2 separate regions of the Homo sapiens genome follow, and region 1 is linked to region 2. Evidence: chromatin loops called from intact Hi-C (ENCODE). Cell type or tissue: breast epithelium. All regions are shown on one strand.

Region 1 (2,500 bases), 260 kb after region 2:
CCTCACGCCTTGTGAAGCAGAAGATCAACAGGTCAAACCATAGACTCGGAAGAAACAATAAACTGTAGTCGTTTTTAAATGACTGCATTTGGAGATTTGTTATGTAGCAATAGATAACTGAAACACCTCAATTCTAACTGAGTACAACTCTTCTGTGCAAGTGTGCAAATGTGGCATAGGTGCATTCCCAAAGCTGAATGAGGCTGGAGAAAACCACATGTTGACAGGTCTTTAAATCATGACCAAAACTTCAAGTAAAATCTTAGTACTATAGAATAATAATACCACATGTCCTGAGTTCATACAGTTATTTACCTATGCCATCTTTTTCTCAGTTTTTTTACCTTACCTCTTCCAAACTGCCAATATCCTATTCTCCATCGTCACTGTTAGCCTACGACTTTTGCTCCTTCTTTCACTGTTAAAATAGAAGCAATTAAAAGATGGTTTTCACAAGCTCCCTTCATATCTATTCATCTACCTGTACTGGAGGCCATCAACTCTGCTTTTCTTTCCACTACCACAGGCAAACTTTCCATGTTCTTATTTTGTGCCAACCCCTCCACTTTTGCATGAGATTTCCTTCTCTATCACTTCAGCCTCTCTCATCTCTGCTTCAGCATTTTTTCTCTCTCTCCTGGGTCATTCCATAAGGGGGAAAAAAATCTCCCATCTTAAAACTATCCTTCTCTTCATCCCACTTTCCCATCTAATCACTATCAATCACATGTCAGTACTCTCCTTTATAGCAAAATCTCTCAAAAAGGTTATCCAGAGTGTCTCCAATTTCTTTTCTCCTATTCTTCTCTAAATTCACTCTGATAAGTATTTTACTCCTAACCATTTCACCAATGCTCTTCATACAATCACCAATGACTTCCCTGTTGATAAACCCAAAAGCCAATTCTCAGTCCCTATTTTATTTGAACTTTCAGCAACATTCGACATAGTTGCGCACGTCCTTTTATTTAAATCACTTCCTTTATTTGGTATCCAGGACACATGCCCTTTTGGATGATTTCCATTATACCAGCCCCTGCTTGTAGTCCCCTTTACTGGTTCATCCTCATTTTCACAACATCAGAAGGTCATCCCATGACCTGGGTCCTTGGACCTCTCCTCTTTCATCCATTACTACATACTTGTAGATATTATCCAGTCTCATAACTTTAAAAATCATCTATATGCTGCTGTTGACTTCAAAGGTATATTTCTAGTTCTAATCTCTAAAGGACAAACTCATAACTGCTTACTCAATCATAGGTATATCAAATTTAACATGTCTAAAGTGAATGTTTTCCCTCTTCCACCACAACCTATTTCTCTCATTTTTTTCCGGGCTCAACTCTGTTCTGTACTGTTGCTCAGGCCACAAACCTTGGAGTCATCTTAGACTCTTTTCTTTCCCTCATACTACACATCTAGTCAATCAGCAATTACTGTTGACACTCTGTATTAAATGTGTTCAGAAGGTGGCCACTTGCCACTCCTCCACCATGGCTACCTTTGTCCAAGCCATCATCATCTTTGCATAGATTGTTGCCACAGCTTCCTCACTGGTCTTCCTACTTCCCTACAGTTGTTTTCAATACAGCAATCAAAGTGACCATTTGAAAATGTGAGTCAGGCATGTCACTCCACTGCTCAAAATCTCCAATGGCTCCCAACTTACTCAAGTTAGAACCCTTACACTGCTTACAGGGACTAGAAAGTCTGTACCCCCTCACCACCACCCTTCCTCTCTGACCTCACTCTCATTCCACTCCAGCCACTCTGGGTTTCTTGGCCTCTCCTGGCAGGAACTAGGGCTTTTGTACCTGCTTCCACCTAGAATGCTCTTTTTCTAAATATCTTTATGTCTTCTCCTTCAACTCTTTCAATACTCAAAAATGAACTTCCAGTAAAATTTTCCCAGATAACTTTTTCTAAAGTTTCCCAAGAAGTCTCTAATGCCCATTGCTATAGCAATTATACCATTTGTGTGTACATATAGGAAGCTCTTACTTCCTGTCTCCACTAATATGCAAGCTCCATGAAAGTAGGGATTTGTCTCTTTTTATTCACAGTTGTTCCATCATCAAGAACAGTGCCTAGCACATAATAGGTACTCAGAATATATATATATTTTTTTGGTGGGGGGATGGGGGGGAGAGGGACAGAGTCTCACTCCGTCACCCAGGCTGGAGTGCAGTGGTGCAATCTTGGCTCGCTGCAATCTCCACCTCATGGGTTCAAATGATTCTCCTGCCTCAGCCTCCAAAGTAGCTAGGCTACAAGCATGCACCACCACACCCAGCTAATTTTTTGTATTTTTAGTAGAAGTGGGGTTTCACTATTTTGGCCAGGCTGATCTCAAACTCCTGACCTCAGGTGATCCACCGGCCCTGGCCCCCCAAAGTGCTGGGATTAGAGGCGTGAATCACCACGCCCAGACTCAGAATATATTTCTTAATTGAATGGATGTAGCCTTAATAAAAATACAAATTCTAGAGCTACCAAT
Region 2 (2,500 bases):
AATAAACAGAAAGCAGTATGGTATATTAATTAAGGAACTGGGCTTTGGATTAAGAAAGCCCTAGCTCTGAATCCCTTCTCCACCAATTATTAGCTTTATGACCTTAGACAAGTTGCTTAAAACCCACTGAGCTTTATTATTCTCATATTTTACATCAAGTACTCAATAAGTAATAGCTAGTACTTTTAATAATAATTCACTGGGTGTAATGGACTTTGTTTTTCTACCTAGTGTCCATTTTTCCTTTTTTTTCTTTAAATAACATGATGATTTTCTCACCTCTCCCTCAATGTAATTTCCAAAGTTCTGAATCCTCCTCTCAGCAAGGGGTGAACATATGGCTAGAGCTGCCAACCAGTCTCTCTTTGCGGACTTGGAATCTTGAATGAATTGATACTCTGAAGAGATTGTCCATCGATTCCTGCCACCTGGACCTTTAGAGCTGCCTCAATTGCTGTCTTCCTTTAAACTTGATCATTTGACCACCTCCTGTTCTTCTTCTGCATCTAACATCTTCTTCTGCAAAAAGCTGAGCAGAGTAGGTTTTGTTTACAACTAAAGGAACCTACCTACTACATCTGGTCAACCTTCTCATGCCCACGTGGTTGATTTCTTTATCTTTGATTTACTCCAAGAAACCCATTCGATCGGTTATTCTGGTCCTAAACATTCCTCTTGAAAGTAATACAGTAGTCATCCTAGGCATCTCCTATATTGCCTAACATTTCATCATGAAGTGTATCCATTTTCTCCAAAGCATTTCTGTGCATATCTAAAGCCCATGTCATCTGTGGTAACCTCATGTATACCTGAGAATAATGCATCTTTCTTCCCCATGGTGTGGTGCACCTATGTGGCTGCTGTGTCTGTTTTCTAGACCCAACATGCCCAGATTTTTCATCTGCTCTCACAGAGTTTCATCTCCAAATCTTTTATTATATTGGATTCCCTCCTCTGAACTCTTTCCAGTTAGCTAGAAAGTACACCCTATCCAGTAATATCATATTATCCCAGACAGCACAGAGGTCACATCCTGTCCAGAAGGTAACTGTGTAGTCCCCAGGGCATGACATTTGTTCTTCATACCTGAGGTAGCTGTGAATGTTCTGGGTCTCCTGCCCAGGCATACTCAGAGCATGCCACAAGTGGGAAGGGGTTAGCAGACAGGTATCCACGTGTTCCAGGGAAGAGTCATTGCCTATTCTGAGCAGTGCTAATCAGTTCAATTTCTCTTTGTGTCTACTTTGAACTGCAGCCTTCTTTCAAACATAAGCACACCAAAGTGAGTGATAATTAACAATTATTCAGAGCTCATGATGTGCCAGGCACTGCACCAAATGCTTAATGTTTATGAACTCGTTTCATTCTTACCATATCCCTTTACACTAGGTTATTACCTTCACTTTACAAGTGAAGAAACAGTTATACTGGGTCTAGATTACATGGCTAGGAAATGAAGTAGCAGAAATTTGGATCCTGGATTTGACTGTGAAGCCCATGTCTTTAAATATAACATTGAATTGTTTAAACATTCAAGAGGAATGGACTAGAAAATGTTAGACAAAAATTAGAAAGGGCATGTGCATTTTTTTTAAAAGATAGAGTCTTATAATTCATGCAGCATGGCATAATGATTTCCTGGTTAAAAAAGAGTGAGAAATAACTTATGTATATTTCCTTTCCTAGAGATTAAAAATGAGTATTGCATATTGAGGGTTCTAAGAAATCCTGATATGAAGAAAGCTATTTAAGGCCACATTTTTTTTCTCTCTCTCTCTCACACACTCTCTCTCTTTTTTTTTTACAATTAGGACAGCTTTAATTTCTTTGTTTTGCTTTACTGCTTAGCTCGAATGCCCAGTACATTTTCCAGAACCTCTGATTCTAGGGGAAAGACATTTAGTTTTTAATTGTTAAATATCACATTGAGTAAAAGTTTTTTGTAAGTTTTCATTTATCAGGTGAAGAAAGTTTCTTTTTTTTTTTTCAGTTTGCTGAGAGTTTTTTTTTTTTTTTTTAAATACTTTAAGTTCTGGGATTCTTGTGTGGAATGTGCAGGTTAGTTACATGGTATACACGTGCTATGGTGGTATGCTGCACCCATCAACCGCTCATCTACATTAGGTATTTCTCCTAATGCTATCCCTCCCCTAGCTCCCCACCCCCTGACAGGCCCAGGTGTGTGATGTTCCCTTCCCTGTGTCCAAGTGTTCTCATTGTTCAATTCCCAACTATGAGTGAGAACATGTGGTGTTTGGTTTTCTGTTCCTGTGTTAGTTTGCTGAGAATGATGGTTTCCAGCTTCACCCATGTCCCTGCAAAGGACGTGAACTCATCCTTTTTTATGGCTGCATAGTATTCCATGATGTATATGTGTGAGGCCACATTCTCTAAATTTATTTTAACAGAGGAGACCTCTTTCTCACTGAGAGTACAAAAATATACCGTAGACTTAACTACTTGTTAGAATACTACACTGAATTATACATATAACACCTCA

The links. A loop is a pair of places that touch in the nucleus more often than their neighbours do. Peaks named below come from ENCODE experiments on the same cell type or tissue, not always from the same donor. Only the 100,000 strongest peaks of a DNase experiment are listed, where the experiment ranks them.
Region 1: it touches region 2 in a loop (6-fold over the local background); 3 of 110 quality-filtered maps call a loop at or near these places.

Annotation. Positions count from the first base shown.
Region 1 is chr6:105,463,500-105,465,999 of GRCh38, reverse strand. The region is part of intron 1 of LOC105377921 (a long non-coding RNA gene); the gene reads right to left. Among named protein-coding and RNA genes, the nearest start is that of PREP, 62 kb to the right of the region's middle. In breast epithelium, no CTCF peak of the experiment used is centred here; no DNase peak of the experiment used is centred here.
Region 2 is chr6:105,725,728-105,728,227 of GRCh38, reverse strand. No RefSeq gene overlaps it. Among named protein-coding and RNA genes, the nearest start is that of LINC02836, 95 kb to the right of the region's middle. In breast epithelium, no CTCF peak of the experiment used is centred here; a DNase peak (open chromatin) is centred at 1,067.